Regions from separate parts of the Homo sapiens genome. Here region 1 is linked to region 2. A link is an interaction called in ENCODE POLR2A ChIA-PET data of the cell type or tissue named here. Cell type or tissue: MCF 10A. All regions are shown on one strand. Links, peaks and the distances in the headings refer to the core of each region. The heading gives the core; the rest is flanking DNA. Region 1 overlaps LOC124900404 (a long non-coding RNA gene). Region 2 overlaps LOC124900404 (a long non-coding RNA gene).

Region 1 (5,392 bases), core at 229-5,228, 50 kb after region 2:
TGGGAAAGATAAAGTGAAGTGCCGTATTAATATAAAAGAAGTACTGGTAGTGCAGAGGAGGTGTAGCCAAAGCTGCTTTGAGGCACAGGAATAGTAATATTTGACATGAATATTGAGTGATAAATAAGAGTTCACCAAGAAAATAATGAAAAGGTGGACATTCTAGGCAAAATCAATGGCATTCAGAGGAGACTGAAATGACAGATGGACTAGAATGTAGGGTAGAAGAGACAAGGACACCCCAAGATAAGAATGGAAAAGAAAAGTGGTGTCTAATCCAGAAGGGCCAGTTTGTAAGTCAAGCACTGGCCTTCACAATCTAAATTTTAAAACACCTAAAAACCATACCTTTTTGGGTCAAATAAAGAAAATGGGTTTGTTTTATTGTAAAATGAAGTGTAGAGAACACAAAGGTTGCCAGGCAATTGAAGATATGTCTTTCAAAAGTTAAGTTATACGAACTTTTTGCCTATGTGTTTACACAATTCAAAAAGAAATTACTAATAATTGGAACAGCTCTATAATGGAATGGAATGTCTTGTAAAGGAGGTAAGTTGTTACTTGCAGTATTATTCAAGCTGGTCTAGAAACTTACAAATTGAATTAACTGGGTAGGAATTTAGGTAATATGAACTTTAAGATATATATTATTTATTTAGGCTTCTACTATTCTTTCTATTAGTTTTGTTGCTGACATATTTGTGTCTTAGGTAGGAAGCTCCATTGTTCGTATAACACTGTCTCTTAAGATGCTGGGTCAATAGCAGCAGCAGCCAGTGAAACTACCACTCCTCTCTCTTTTAAGGAAAATATGTTTAGGTCTCAGAAAAGAATACAGATTTGCAATCAGGATTTTAGATCAAATATTACTCCAGTGATTTTTACCTTCATTGTATTTTAATAATCAACTCCTTTCTATCTTGCCATTTTCCATAATTATTCTAACTTTGAGGGAATAAAAATCCATATGTTGGTGCCTGTCCATAGTTACTTTTTCCACCACAAAGTAAGTTCCTTTATCCCCCTTCAATTTTTGTCCAGAGTTTCTTTTCACAAGCATATCAGCTAATGCTGCAACACTTTCTGTAGTTGTCAATCTTGGCTGAGTCCTCATCATGGTAATTACTTCATTTTCCTTAGCCAGCTCATAGTTCCCTCAGTGGATATTCCAAAACTTCTATCTCCCCAAGATGATTTCAAATCTTACCAGATTATCTTGCCTTCTACCTCACAGACAAGTGTGAAAGCATCTAGTACCCCTCATTTTCTTACCCCAACTTTTAAAATTATTTGTATTCATCTTCATTCTTCCTCTTTGCATTTTTGACTAGGCTATTCCCTTTAAATATGCTCTTAATTCCCTCCCATGTCCCATGTCATTATGAATCTTGAATCATTAACTAACATCTCCCTACTATATCTTCTCTTTCCTCTGGGTTGAGAAATACTCTAGCATTTTTTTTTCATTTTTATATAGATATCTTAATATGTTACCCATTATGAAGAGAATAGACTTGGAGATATAACAATACAGGTAAGGGACATTTATATTGCTTTGGGAAGAAATCATAAAGATATGAACAAGAAAACAGTAGTAGTGATAGGGAGGTTAGAAAAGTTCAATAAATAATTAGGAGATAAAGTCAGTATAGTGATTAATATTATTACACATTATAAGAAGTACATGCTGTCACTGCCACCGAAAGTGAATGGCTCCTACTAAAACCACTGATGCTAATTGTTTGAGATACCACCATACCCCCTGCAAGATTAATACTTCATTCTCTTTCATTCCTGAGTCACTAACTTCAGATTTAAAGTCTTATACTAGCACATCTGATTGGCCAAGGCAAGGTCATATATCTATTTTCGAGCTGCTTAGGAACATTGCCCCAGGAAAGCAAGTTATTTGGTATTATGAGCTTCTGTTTGGAAGAAAACGAGCTCACCATTTTGGGAGAGGGATTAGATCTCAGGGAGAAAATACAAATGTGAATTATACCCATGCCAGGGCTTTTTGAACATAAAGGTAATTTTTTCAATCAATTCCTATTCAGCAGATTTTCCAGTATTTTACCCTGTTTTAACCTCTTTATCTTTCTTCACCTTAAATATCTCCCAACATTTTAGTTATCCCCCAAGATTTAAACCAGTTACAGATTCAATAAAAATGCCTATCCTAACACAAGCCTCTGGTGAAATTGTGTAGGGCAGGGACCAGAGCAAAGGTCTGTGAAACACCAAGATAAAGACCTTCAAATTTGAAGCTAATCAGCTCCCACTGAGAGACCTGTTCAATGGGCTATAAAGATGCTTAACTGTGCTTTCCATTTTTTATGTTGTTCCTAATCACATAACCAGAATTCTTCTGACATGGTAGCCAACTATAATCTAAATGCACTATGTCCACAGTATTCTCTTGAATTACCAGGGTGGTAAAACTATCAAAAACGGGGAGGGGGTCATTTTATCTTGGTATTTTTTTTAATTGGTAAACCAAAGATGGAAAATAAGAATGAAAAGATGGAGAAATGTCTCCTGGGTGAAGTGGGAAATAAGAACAGTCCCAGAGGAGCTATTAAAGAACATTAGACTCTGAAAGAAATTGGGTAATCCACCAAAAGATAAGCAAGATGAGACTGTATGATTGATGATCTTTCAGTTTACCTATTGGTGAAAAGTGCTATGAAAGAGAATGTGTCAAATATAAAATGTGACTAGAAGCCATGCAACAAAATGTTCACCATAAATAATTGGCCCCAAACTTATTGCTTTGAAAACCAACAGGTGTCAATTAATTCATAACTTCAGAGAGGAACCCAGAACTGCTGGCAAAAGGCCCTATACCTTTAGAGTCACAATTTTTCCCAACCGGGGTCCCCTGCAGCTTCAGAACTGGCACACCAGGCAACAGCTCTGTAGCAAAAGGCTTTTTCAAACTGCATTTTTTTCAGCAGTTAAATCTGAGCTGTAACATTTGGCAGGTTTCCTTGCTAACATTTGGCAATAATTGTTTATCAAATGCTAACAAGGAATGCTGCCAAATGTAACAGCTCCGACTAAACCATCTAAAATATAATACTGAGGCAAAAGTCTACAGACATGTGCTCAATTCTTTCTGACTAATCCTAGAAATAGGATCCTGTGCCCTTGGTCATCAGACCATGCTGCACCACAGCAGGGAGGCACAAGGGACCAGATTCTCTTTCCTCTGCACGGTGTATTATTTCCCTTGATTTCCAAGTGAGCTTCTGAGAGAAAGTTGCCTGATAAACAGAGACAGAAATTTACAACAGGACATACAGTGTAACTTCATCAATTTGGATACAAATCTGTGAAATATCAGGCAGCAAAACAAAGGCAGAATTACCTTTGATGGACAAACCATGTTTCATTCGTATTAGTCCCCCGACTGTGCCTTGCTATCCACATTGATGGCGTCATTCCCGTGCCCATTCGTCTCTTCCTTCCAGCTCTTTGGCAGTCTAGGTCTAACCTCCCCTGCCTTTGCTGATGCAAATCTTTATAACTCTAGCTCAAATTCCACTTTCTGTAGGAAGACTTCCCTCTTCCACCTTCCCATTATTCTTGTCCTGCCTTCTTAAGTTACTTTTGTTTTAAACCTGTATTGCCTAAAGCCTTATTTGGCCCTTGATACTATTCCTTATTACTAGCATTGTTCCCCAGGCAGTTCAACTACCTTAAGTCCTTCCTTCCCCAATAAGCCTACTAACCCCTTGGGGGCAGGATCTGACTGCATAACTCACAGAATTTCTAACAAGAAACTGCATACAATACTGTACTTATGACTCTTTAGGGCACAAATTATAGATTTTCAAATGGTTTGTAAGTACTCATTTACATACTGATATCTGATATGCTAACTGGAAGGTATACTCAGTTATTCACCAAAATAGGTCATTTCAGATACTTTCCCAGGTAATTTTAGCTTATGTTAGCTAAATTTGAGTAGGTACATATGTTTGAAAGGAATCAAACTGCTTTTCTGCAGAATTCTAATTGAAAATTTTAAACATTCAGTAATCCTTTATTGAGTCTGAACTACGTGCTACTTTGCTAGGCTCTTGGAATACAAAAATGGGAAAGACACTGCCTTATTCTTCACTGCCCTACTCCCCTCCCCTCAAAAAAACATGCTGGAAAATGTCAAAATATTATTTAAATAACCAAAAATAACCCAATGTTATTTGAGGAATAAAAATAAATAACTCACCATTTTTAAATGTTGATTGAAGAAAATTTTCTTTAAAGATATCTCCTCTAGGCTTTTGAGAATATTTCTCATTTTATATAAATACATACTCACATCAGACATACATACAAGTCACACATAGTACTACAAGCCAAAGGATTTAAAAACTAATTCATGGGAGTAGAACAGTTAGAAAAAGCAAAATCAAGGTTCTCATCTCTACTATAAATACATGGCAAAAGTATTTCCAAATGCAAGATTTTGGTATCACAGGAAAAGTATCTAGATTCTAAGCACCCTCTGCTTTGCCATTTAACAGCCAAGAGTCATTAGATAATTTTATTAGGTTCTCAGATATTCAAATCCCTTATATAGAAAATGAGGATAACAATGCCTTCCTTGATTTATGTCAAAGGCCTCTGCCAAATACTCTCTCAGAGTCTACATATAAAATCAATGAATCACTTGTTTAGGAAACTTAGATAACAACAGTTACAAAGCAGTTAAGAGTAAACTAGAACACATGGTAATAATTTTAAGCTTTTAGATTTTTTACTTAAAATGCATAGTTCTACTCCAGTCTTAAATTGTGCCCAGGAATGCAATCAGATTCCCCTTAACTACGTAAACGGAGACACAGGTAGACTTTTCCTCATAATATTCCAAAAGATTGTTGGACATGAGTCATATAGAGTTACCAACAACAGGGATGTCTGCCCTGTGCCTTCCTCAACCTTAAGTCCCAGTGAGAAGGACCCAATATTTAAATGGTAACCAGGCAAAAGAGTGAAGCTTGCACAAAGATTTTCAGCCAATAAAGCACCAGATTTGGGCAAGTCTTCTTGGATAGGTGCCAACATAGACTAATTCATAAATTCGTCAGGGCTTGGGACTTCTCCCAGCTGTGCAAGTTAAACCTTTTTAGCGCCTCTCTATGCTATTCCTTCCTGCTGAACCTCACAACATCCAGCTGACATTCAGGCTGTGGAAAACTGTACTGCCTTTCCTGATGGAGGAGAATGGAGTTTGCGCTATCCCAAGGACACTGAGGATATGCCTTTTTGCTATAAAAAGAGGCCATCACAGCTTACACAGTGCCTCTGCTCAGAAGAACACCTCCTCATTATTTTTTCAACAGATGTCTTGGTGAAGCATATTTTACTATTTATGTTAGCCTCC
Region 2 (5,392 bases), core at 237-5,236:
AAAAGTAACATTTCCTAATTTGTATTCATAGAAAACATTCCTTTGTATTTACTCCTCCAGATAGCTAATGAATACTTACATGTTCTTACTAGGTTTTTTTTTTTATTTGATGTACTTTGCAGAAACCAACAATTGAAAAGAAGATCCAAAAGGAAGAAGAAATAAAGGAGGCATTAGTGTCTACAATTTCCTGTGTTTTTAAACTTTAATGAATGTACACCCTGTTGTTGTAATGTTTTCTATCATTTAAAAGAAAAATAAAATAAAAAGCACTTTTTTGTGCTGTTAACCATTTGTGACAACGGTTACAAATGCAAACTGTAAAACTTGTAGAAGTTCTCATAGTATTTCTGATCACTCAAAGGTGATAAAAAAGATTTTTTAAAATTAAGTATTAGTATATTCTAGTTTTCAATTAACTTTTCACTGAAGTACTAGGGAAACAGCTAATCAGGAGCTGAGTTGGGTAATTTGATGGAAAACTACGCACAAAGATTATTCACCTTCGAATATCTCTAATATTTTTTCTTACATTTCCTTGTGTTTCTGTTTTCTGGTTCCAGCCTAACATTTTTTTACAAAAACATCTGTATTAAGTTATTTTATCATTGTCATAGTACCTGTATTACATTTCCTCTATCTGTGACTTATGATGCTATGACAACACCAAGAGAGTGAAAGCAGTTCATCAAACCTAAAACTTAGCCTGTTTTGCAATGGTGAGACCATTATATATTTTACTGGAGGTTTGCATTTTATTAGCCTTTAGCCATTAAAGTATACTCATTTAAAATGCACTTTTGATATTTTTCCACCCGTGTGAGTGATCAGGCTTTCCACCTGAGGTCACTTTTCAAACCACACAGGTGGAAGCCCTGTGCAGAAAATGGGCTTGCTGAGATGAACAGGCAGATTATACTACAGCACCACTGAAGTGATTGGAATTCTCAGGATGGGGTATTAGAGAGGCAGAAGCTGTGTAAAAGGAGAGGCTGACAAGTCTCACTGAAGCTTTCCCATGAGACACTAATTGAGGACTGAGTGGGTCCTTTAGCTGAGAACTAAGACAAGAAAACATAAGAACTTCCAGGGTTTCTATCACTTTGGGTTTTACATTTAAATCTTTAATCCATCCTGAATTAATTTTCGTATATGGTGTAAGGAAGAGGGTCTAGTTTCAATCATCTGTGTATGGCTAGCCAGTTATCCCAGCACCATTTATTGAATAGGGAGTCATTTCCTTATTGCCTGTTTTTGTCAGCTTTGTCGAAGTTCAGATAGTTGTAGGTTGCAGCCTTATTTCTAGATTCTCTATTCTGTTCCATTGGTCTACATGTCTGTTACTGTACCAGTGCCATGCTGTTTTGGTTACTGTAGCGCTGTAGTATAGTTTGAAGTTGGGTAATGCCTATAGCTTTGTTCTTTTTGCTTAGGATTGCTTTGCTATTCGGGCTCTTTCTTGCTTCCATATGAATTTTAAAATAGTTTTTTTTTCTAGTTTTATGAAAAATGTCATTGTCATTGGTAGTTTCATAGGAAAAGCACTGAATCTATAAATTGCTTTAGGCAGTATGGCCACATTAACTAATTCTTTCTATCCATGAAAATGGAATGTTTTTCCATTTGTTTGTGTCATCTCTGATTTCTTTGAGTAGTGTTTTGTAGTTTTCCTTGTAGAGACCTTTTACCTCCCTGGTTAGCAGTATTCCTATGTATTGTGTGTGTGTGTCTGTATGTGTGAATTGTGAATGGAACTGCATTCCTTATTTGGCTCTAGGCCTGACTGTTGGTGTATAGAAATGCTAGTGATTTTTGCAAATTGATTTTGTATCCTAAGACTTTGCTGAAGTTGTTTATCAGCTTAAGGAGCTTCTGGGCCGAAACTATGGGGTTTTCTAGATATAGGATCATGTCATCTGCAAACAGGGATAATTTGACTTCCTCACTTCCTATTTGGATGCCCTTTATTTCTTTCTCTTGACTGATTGCTCTGTCCAGGACTTCCAATGCTATGTTGAATGTGAGTGGTGAGAGAGGGTATCTTTGTCTTGTGCCGGTTTTCAAAGGGAATGCTTCCAGCTTTTGCCCATTCAGTATGATGTTGGCTGTGGGTTTGTTATAGATGACTCATTATTTTGAGGTATGTTCCTTCATTACCTAGTTTATTGACAGTTCTTAAAATGAAGGGATGTTGAATTTTATCAAAAGTCTTTTCTGCATCTATTGAGATAATCATGTGGTTTTTGTCTTTAGTTCTATTTATGTGATAAATCACATCTATCGATTTGTGTACATTGAAGCAACCTTGCATCCCAGGGATAAAGCCTACTTGATCATGATGGATAAGCTTTTTAATGTGCTTCTGGGTTTGGTTTGCTAGTATTTTGTTGAAGATTTCTGCATCGATGTTCATCAAAGATATTGACCTGAAGTTTTCTTTATTTGTTGTGTCTCTGTCAGGTTTTGGTATCAGGATGATGCTGGCCTCCTAGAATGAGTTAAAGAGGAGTCCCTCCTCCTCAATTTTTTGTAATAGTTTCAGCAGGAATGGTACCAGTTCTTCTTTGTACCTCTGGTGGAATTCAGCCATGAATCCATCTGGTCCTGGGATTTTTTTGGTTGGTAGGCTAGTTATTACTCATTCAATTTCAGAGCTCATTATTGGTCTGCTAAGGGATTTAATTTCTTCCTTCAGTCTTGGGAGGGTGTATGTGTGCAAGAGTTTATCCATTTCTTCTAAATTTTCTACTTTATGTGCATACAGGTGTTCATAATATTCTCTGATGGTTATTTGCATTTCTGTGGTGTCAGTGGTAATACCCCCCTTGTCATTTCCAATTGTGTTTATTTGGATTATCTCTCTTTTCTTTTTTATTTGTAAAACCCAAAACTGTAAAAACCCTGGAAGACAACATAGGCAATACCATTCTGAACATAGGAACAGGCAAATATTTTATGACGAAGATGCCAAAAGCAATTACAACAAAAGCAAAAATTGACAAACGGTATCTGATTAAACTAAAGAGCTTCTGCACAGCAAAAGAAACTATCAACAGAGTGAACAGACAACCTATAGAATGGGAGAAAATTTTTGCAAACTATGCATCTGACAAAGGTCTAATATCAAATATCTATAAAGAACTTATTTTTACAAGAAGAAAGCAAACAACACTATTAAAAGTGGGCATGTAAGTCTTTAATCCATCTTGAATTAATTTTTGTCTAAGGTGTAAGGAAGGGATCCAATTTCAGCTTTCTACATATAGCTAGCCAGTTTTCCCAGCACCATTTATTAAATAGGGAATCCTTTCCCCATTGCTTGTTTTTGTCAGGTTTGTCAAAGATCAGATAGTTGTAGATATGTGGCATTATTTCTGAGGGCTCTGTTCTGTTCCATTGGTCTGTATCTCTGTTTTGGTACCAGTACCATGCTGTTTTGGTTACTGTAGCCTTGTAGGATAGTTTGAAGTCAGGTAGCATGATGCCTCCAGCTTTGTTCTTTTGGCTTAGGATTGACTTGGCAATGCGGGCTCTTTTTTGGTTCCATATGAACTTTAAAGTAGTTTTTTCCAATTCTGTGAAGAAAGTCATTGGTAGCTTGATGGGGATGGCATTGAATCTATAAATTACCTTGCATGTTAGACCTAAAACCATAAGAATCCTAGAAGAAAACCTAAGCAATACCATTCAGGACATAGGCATGGGCAAGGACTTCATGTCTAAAACACCAAAAGCAATGGCAACAAAAGCCAAAATTGACAAATGGGATCTAATTAAACTAAAGAGCTTCTGCACAGCAAAAGTAACTACCATCAGAGTGAACAGGCAACCTACAGAATGGAAGAAAATTTTTGCAATCTACTCATCTGACAAAGGGCTAATATCCAGAATCTACAATGAACTCCAACAAATTTACAAGAAAAAAACAAACAACCCCATCAAAAAGTGGGCAAAGGATACGAACAGACACTTCTCAAAAGAAGACATTTATGCAGCCAAAAAACACATGAAAAAATGCTCATCATCACTGGCCATCAGAGAAATGCAAATCAAAACCACAATCAGATACAATCTCACACCAGTTAGAATGGCAATCATTAAAAAGTCAGGAAACAACGGGTGCTAGAGAGGATGTGGAGAAATAGGAACAATTTTACACTGTTGGTGGGACTGTAAACTAGTTCAACCATTGTGGAAGTGAGTGTGGTGATTCCTCAGGGATCTAGAACTAGGAATACCATTTGACCCAGCCATCCCATTACTGGGTATATACCCAAAGGATTATAAATCATGCTGCTATAAAGACACATGCACACGTATGTTTATTGCGGCACTATTCACAATAGCAAAGACTTGAACCCAACCCAAATGTCCAACAATGATAAACTGGATTAAGAAAATGTGGCATGTATACACCGTGGAATACTATGCAGTCATAAAAAGTGATGAGTTCATGTCCTTTGTAGGGACATGGATGAAGCTGGAAGCCATCATTCTCAGCAAACTATCGCAAGGACAAAAACCCAAACACCGCATGTTCTCACTCATAGGTGGGAACTGAACAATGAGAACACATGGACACAGGAAGGAGAACATCACACACCGGGGACTGTTGTGGGGTGGGGGGAGAGGCGAGGGATAGCATTAGGAGATATACCTAATGCTAAATGACGAGTTAATGGGTGCAGCACCCCAACATGGCACATGTATACATATGTAACAAACCTGCACCTTGTGCACATGTACCCTAAATCTTAAAGTATAATAATAATAAAATAAAATAAAAACTGTAAATATAAAAAAAGTGGGCAAAAGACATGAACAAACACTTTACAAAAAAGACATTCATGTGTCCAACAAGCATATGAATAAAAGCTGAACATCACTGATCATTCGAGAAATGCAAATCAAAACAATAGCATACTGTCTTACACCAGTCAGAAAGGCTATTGTTAAAACGTCAAAAAATAGCAGATGCTTGTGAGATTGCAAAGAAAAAGGAACACTTATACAATGTTGGTGGCAGTGTAAATTAGTTCAATCATTGTGGAAGACAGTGCAGTGATTCCTCAAAGACCTAAAAACAGAAATACCAATATACCCAAAGGAATATAAACTGTTCTATCATAAAGACACATGCACATGTGTGTTCACTGCAGCCCTATTCTTGAACACGCCATTCACAACAGCAAAGACATGGAATCAATCTAAATTTTCATCAGTGGTAGACTGGATAAAAACAAATTTGGTACATATACACCATGGAATATTATGCAGCCATAAAAAGAATGAGATCATGTCCTCTGCAGGAACATAGATAGATCTAGAGGCCATTATTCTTACTAAACTAACGCAGGAACAGAAACCAAATACCACATGTTCTCACTTATAA

The links. ChIA-PET counts read pairs that join two places held together with the same protein. Peaks named below come from ENCODE experiments on the same cell type or tissue, not always from the same donor. Only the 100,000 strongest peaks of a DNase experiment are listed, where the experiment ranks them.
Region 1: POLR2A ChIA-PET joins it to region 2 with 5 read pairs; 2 of 35 experiments call an interaction of 5 or more read pairs at or near these places.

Annotation. Positions count from the first base shown.
Region 1 is chr1:98,102,156-98,107,547 of GRCh38, reverse strand. The region is part of intron 1 of LOC124900404 (a long non-coding RNA gene); the gene reads right to left. Among named protein-coding and RNA genes, the nearest start is that of MIR137HG, 55 kb to the right of the region's middle. In MCF 10A, for the core only: no CTCF peak of the experiment used is centred there; a DNase peak (open chromatin) is centred at 3,037.
Region 2 is chr1:98,152,359-98,157,750 of GRCh38, reverse strand. All of the region lies in intron 1 of LOC124900404 (a long non-coding RNA gene), which reads right to left. Among named protein-coding and RNA genes, the nearest start is that of LINC01776, 56 kb to the left of the region's middle. In MCF 10A, for the core only: no CTCF peak of the experiment used is centred there; no DNase peak of the experiment used is centred there.